Regions from separate parts of the Homo sapiens genome. Here region 2 is linked to region 1. The links are chromatin loops, found by intact Hi-C in ENCODE. Cell type or tissue: CD4-positive, alpha-beta T cell. All regions are shown on one strand. Links, peaks and the distances in the headings refer to the core of each region. The heading gives the core; the rest is flanking DNA. Region 1 holds the start of UBE2S (ubiquitin conjugating enzyme E2 S). Region 2 has its middle 7.7 kb from the start of ZNF784.

Region 1 (2,900 bases), core at 217-2,716:
CACCCTCAGGTCCAGGGAAGCCATGTCTGAAAGCCTTGCTTCAAATCTAGAGTACCGTCCCATGATATACTAACTCAATGACCAGATATTTCTCAACCCTTGTGGGAAAAGAGTACATAATTGTCATTTGTGGCGTCCTGCCCTGTCCACCAATGCATCCCAACACCTGACACGAGGCCAGCCTGTAATGGGTACTTCCCGCTAGGGTGATCTAGAGCAGGGTGATGGAGGATCTAAGCAGCAGCCCCTTCTCTTTTTCCTTCCAAACTCACCAGGGCCCTCGATGGTGACCTGGAGGTCGGTGAGGTCCTCCTCGTTGGGAAAGACCTTGATGCCATCGGGTGGGTCTGCGGTCAGTGTCGTCACCTCCTTGTACACCAGGCGGATGATGTGCGGGGGTAGGTTCTCCACGTTGGAGTTCTGGGCACGGATGGGAGAGCAGGGTGAGCGAGTGTTAAGAGCTGGGCTTCCCGCAGGGCCTAAAGATGCTGAGACTGCCCAAGTCTTGACTCAGTGGCCCCAGGCTGTCAATCACCCTTGAACTCCCAGACCCTCACCCAGGATGCTTCAGGCCATCAGCCCAGGCAGAGTTTCCAACAGAAATGGGGGCGGGTTCACGGGGGGGCTTGCAGATAACTCCACCCACCCCAGAACCCCCCCCCCAAAGCCCGCTCCTAACCCTGCTTGGTCCCCAGTGGTTCCACGTAGGCCAGAGATCTACTCTCTCCCCCTTCTCCACTAATTTTTGGTTAGAGCATCCTTGAAACCCCGGCTCAGGTCTGGAGATGGCGGCGGGGCGTCCTTGCTCCTGGTAACACCCATGGGCGGGCCGCAAAGCGCCCGGAGCCCTCGCCGCCAGGGAGACTGCGGGCCGCCCGAGCTCCTGCTCCGCCTGCGGGAAGGCCCTCGGGCCCATCCCGGGTCAGGGACCCCCAGGCTGGCCCTCAAACCCCTCAAGGCCGCCCGTCGGAGGCCCCTGAGACTCCACCTCCTCCCTCAGGGACACCCCCGACCACCTTCATGGGCCTCATCGCCCGTGCTCACCATGGCTGCGGCCGGCCGGGGGCGGGTCCCCCCGGCCCCCTTCCTGCGTTCTTCGGTCCGCCGGCCGGGGCGGGGGGCCCAACTGCTGCCGCTGCGGCCCTGGAGAGGCCCCGGCGGCCCCGCTCCGCTCCCCGCTGCCTCCGACGTCCGCCGCGCACAGCGTAGACCAACCCGCCGCCCCGGTGCCCGGCAGCACTGAGCCGGCCGCGCGCGCACCACTGCCTCTTTATAACCGCCCGCAGGCCACGCCCTCCGCGGCCCCTCAGCTCCGAGCCTCAACCGTGACGTCAGCGCGCACGTTCCTTGGTTTTCGACGCGCTCGCTCCCTTCCCCGCAAACTATGGTCAGAAGCGAGGGAAGTGGCGGAGAGGGCTGGGTAGCGGGCCGGCCAATGGGGGCCCGCGGGGGTCGGGAGGGTTCTCAAAGAACGGAGGGGCTGAAAAGGGGAAGAAGAGAGGAAGGGGGACGGGGAAGGCGACGCGGCCGCTGATTGGACCGTTTGAATGAGACGCCGCCACGGCCCGGCATACGCGCGGGCGCGCCCTGACGCTGAGGAAGTCGCGCACGCGACTAACGGTCTTCCTGGGGGCCGGAGCGTGGCGAGGGGAGGCGGGACTCGGGGTTTTAAACGCGTGATGGAAGGCGCTCGGGCCAATAGGGATGCGCTTTAGTGACTGGTGGGTCACGAGACTCGCATGGGCCAATGACTGATAGAGACCGGTCAGAGGGCGACCCAGTTTCGTGCAGATCAAACCGCTGCCAGCCAACGAAATCCGTTGATTTTTGTATATGCAAATGAAGTGTGCGCTGCCGCCCGCGCCCCCTCCTTTGAGCCGTGGTGGAGGTGGGCGCTGGAACTCCGACTACATTTTTCTATGAGGCGCCATTTTGTGCTGGAAATGCTCTTGGACCCACGTCCTGTATTGCTAAGGCTCAAAGATCAGTCAGAATGACCTTGAAGGCTTGGACAGCCTTGCACTCCGTGTGTGACCCCCACTCCTGCCAGGCTTCATCGAAGACGCCAGCCTCAGTTTCCTTATGTGACAAATGGGCACTGGGATCCGTTGTATTGCCAGGGAAAGAAGTCAGAGAGTGCCAAGACGGTTATTCACGGCATGGTTATGCCTATGACTGACCCATGGCCTCCAGCCACACCCGCCTTCTCTGGGACTCAGTTTCCCTCTCTAGGAAATGGACACATAGCTGCCTGGAAAAGGGACCATCTCCAGCCCTCAGTGTCAGTAAAAACGTCAGGCAATTGCTTGAGAACGGTGGCCAGAGCTCCCTGAGCAGGCCTTTTGGAGGGGCTTAGAGAGGAGGAGGGAATGCTGAAGTTGGCCTTCCTTTGCTCATCTGTGCAGTGCGGTCGCAGTGCCCTCTCGGTGTCTCTGCCAGTCTGTGCGTCCACAGCTCTTCTTAGTTTCTTGGCCTTTTTCAGCCATGGATGAGAGCATTAACATCTGGGCCTAATTTGGCCACAGGTACCTGAAAAGACCCCTGGCTACCAGCTTCCCCTCATGGGGCCTCAGCTTCTGAAGAAGGAATAAGGAAGGTGTGAAAGAAATCTACATGGCCAAGGCCAGGCGTGGTAGCTCACGCCTGTAATCCCAGCACTTTGGGAGGCTGAAGCTGGCAGATCACCTGAGGTCAGGAGTTTGAGACCAGCCTGGCCAACATGGTGAAACCCCATCTGTACTAAAAATACAAAAATTAGCCAGGTGTGTTGATGCAGCCCTGTAATCCCAGCTACTCGTGAGGCTGAGATGGGAGAATCGGTTAAAGCCGGGATGTGGAGGTTGCAGTGAACTGAGATCTCGCCACTGCACCCCAGCCTGGGCAACAGAGCAAGACCCTGT
Region 2 (2,900 bases), core at 204-2,703, 220 kb after region 1:
TCTCCTGACGTCGTGATCCGCCCGCCTCGGCCTCCCAAAGTTCTGGGATTACAGGCGTGAGCCACCACGCCCGGTCTCTTTTTCTTTCTTTCTTTGTTTCTTTCTTTCTTTCTTTTTTTTTTTTTTTTGAGATGGGGTCTTGCTTTGTCATCCAGGCTGGAGTGCAGTGGCACAATCATAGCTCACTGCAGCCTCGACCTCCTGGGCTCAAGTGATCCTCCCACCTCAGCTTCCTGAGTAACTTGGACTACAAGTGTTCACGCCATCATGCCCGGCTGTTTTGTATTTTTTTGTAGAGACAGGGCTTCACCATGTTGCCCAAGCTGGTCTTGAACTCCTGGGCTCAAGCAATCCTCCCGACTTGACCTCCCAAAGTGCTGGGATGACAGACGTGAGCTACCGTGTCTAGCCGCCATAATTTCTTTCTTTTTTTTTTTGAGACGGAGTCTTGCCCTGTCACCCAGGCTGGAGTGCAGTGGCGCGATCTTGGCTCACTGCAACCTCCACCTCCTGGGTTCAAGCAGTTCCCTGCCTCAGCCTCCCGAGTAGCTGGGATTACAGGCGTCTGCCACCACACCCAGCTAATTTTTGTATTTTTAGTAGAGACGGGGTTTCACCATCTTGGCCAGGCTGGGCTCAAACTCCTGACCTCCTGATCCACCCACCTCGGCCTCTCAATGTGCTGGGATTACAGGCGTGAGCCACCGCACCAGGCCTATCGCCATAATTTCATTCAACCTCTCTGGTCCTCAGTTTCCTTATCTGTGAAATGTTACTGCTGAATTTGAGAAACCAAAGGGCCTTCTTCCAAATTCTAGTCGTGAGTTACGTAAGGTTCCTTAGTGAGGCTGAACGAGTCTTTGAACTTGAGCTTCTGCAGGCTAGAGGAAACACAGTAGTCCCTACCTGCTTCTTCCAGGTTCTAAGGTGGGTGAGACATTTTGATATTTTGGTCTTTGTCGCCCCCACGAGGCCTAGGAGGGTTCCCTGTCGCAGCAGGTGTCCAATAAAGATCAATCCGCCAGGTGCGGTGGCTCAGGCCTGTAATCCCAGCACTATGGGAGGCCGAAGCGGGCGGATCACCTGAGGTCAGGAGTTCCAGACCAGCCTGATCAACATGGAGAAACCCCGTCTTTACTAAAAATACAAATTAGCCCGGAGTGGTGGCACATGCCTGTAATCCCAGCTACTCGGGAGGCTGAGGCAGGAGAATTGCTTGAGCGCGGGAGGCGGAGGTCGCGGTGAGCAGCGCTGAGATCTCGCCATTGCACTCCAGCCTGGGCAACGAGAACGAAACTCCTTCTCAAAAAAAAAAAAAAAAAAAAAAAAAAAAAGTGAGAAAGATTTACTTGCCACCTAGGGTAACTGCTGGTCTTCTTTCCCCCGTTAGTCTCGCTCAGGAGGCGGGTAATCTATTTTAACTCTGCACCTGCTGGACTTTGTGAATGGGCAGTTTACTCTCTGGTCTCAGCAGCCCCATCGATAAAATGGGAATAACTTGTCTCCTTGTCAACAGCCAGATGGTGGTGATTTGCCAAATCTAAGACATCTATTTTCTTGCCTTGTTCTTCTTTATTTTTTCCTCTCAGTTTTAAAACTGGATAGTCCCAGGACTTCTCCCAAACCAGGATGAGTTGCTCACCTATTTTGTCCTCACTTGTATCCTTAAGTCCAAACTGTCATTACCTTATTGACCACCAGGGGGTGCCCTACACACGTAGTACTGTGGTTTAAGAAGACAGCTCAGGAGGAGGCAAAGAAAGAGGGCCCAGTTCCCAGCCTTGCCCTGAGTTCCTACAAACCTTCACGAGCCTGCTCTACTTCACACAGCATCATGTCTCACACTCAGCATCCTCCTGGCCCTATGATATGAACATGTGTGTGGTCCAGTGGAAAGGTCTTTTAAGTACTCCAGCAGCCTCTGCCAACACTGGCTAACCAGCTGGGTGGACGGTCACTGCCTCTCTGCCCACTGTTCCCAACATTTCCAGGAGTTGGCCCAGCATATCCTGGCCGGCTGAGAAGGCTGAGGCCACCTACTTGATTTTATTTATTTATTTTTTGAGACAGGGTTTCACTCTTGTTGCCCAGGCTGGAGTGCAATGGTGCCATCTCGGCTTACTGCAACCTTCGCTTCTTGGGTTCAAGTACTTCTCCTGCCCCAGCCTCCTGAGTAGCTGGGATTACAGTCACACGCCACCACGCCCGGCTAATTGTGTATTTTTAGTAGAGACGGGGTTTCTCCATGTTGGTCAGGCTGGTCTCGAACTCCCGACCTCAGATGATCCTCCGCCTCAGCTTCCCAAAGTGCTGGGATTACAGGTGTGAGCCACCCCGTCCGGCCTCTTTAGGTTATCTTTAGAGCTGGATATCATTTCCCTCCATCACATAGCCTTGCAGAGGGAAGTGACATCATTGTTAACCAAAATAAGTTACTGAGGCAAGAGCCTCAATCACTCCAGAGCTTATATATCCAGAGCTTGAGGGCAGACCTGGGAAAGGCAAGAGTCACAGAAAACCTCTGTGGCTTATGGAAAGGTTTTCAGGAGGCTTAGTATTTATACATTTCCTTAAAGGAGGGAAGGCAGGTGGGAAGAGGGTGACAGATGGAAGAATGATTGAGCTCATCGTTTTTGTTCTGTACCTGGGAAGATAAGCATTATCAGTGGGAAACCTAACAGACTTTAGTTTTAGGAGCTAGACTTAGATTGCAAACCTAAAGTTACAAGGGACATGTTCTTCTTCTTATTATTATTTTTATTTGAGACAGAGTCACTCTGTCATCCACACTGGAATGCAGTGGCGCCATCTTGGCTCACTGGAACCTCCAGCTCCCAGGTTCAAGCGATTCTCCTGCCTGGGCCTCCCAAGTAGTTAGGATTACAGGTGTGCGCCACCAC

The links. Peaks named below come from ENCODE experiments on the same cell type or tissue, not always from the same donor. Only the 100,000 strongest peaks of a DNase experiment are listed, where the experiment ranks them.
Region 2: a loop joins it to region 1, with 2.4 times the contacts of the local background. A loop is called at or near these places in 11 of 110 quality-filtered maps.

The regions. Positions count from the first base shown.
Region 1 is chr19:55,406,543-55,409,442 of GRCh38, forward strand. UBE2S (ubiquitin conjugating enzyme E2 S) reads right to left here and starts at 1,246. Exons shown (of 4, transcript NM_014501.3): 1 at 1,045-1,246; 2 at 273-420. The coding sequence starts at 1,047. It overlaps LOC105372462 (a long non-coding RNA gene), which reads left to right and starts at 1,603. Exons shown (of 3, transcript XR_936075.3): 1 at 1,603-2,900. RefSeq lists enhancers at 709-1,222, 1,579-1,873, 1,895-2,004 and silencers at 875-1,344, 1,355-1,414, 1,425-1,474. In CD4-positive, alpha-beta T cell, for the core only: no CTCF peak of the experiment used is centred there; DNase peaks (open chromatin) are centred at 1,329, 1,669 and 2,355; H3K4me3 peaks cover 2,100 bases; H3K27ac peaks cover 1,492 bases.
Region 2 is chr19:55,630,858-55,633,757 of GRCh38, forward strand. No RefSeq gene overlaps it. Among named protein-coding and RNA genes, the nearest start is that of ZNF784, 7.7 kb to the left of the region's middle. In CD4-positive, alpha-beta T cell, for the core only: CTCF peaks have their summits at 988, 1,511 and 1,725 (motif pointing right); DNase peaks (open chromatin) are centred at 964 and 1,724.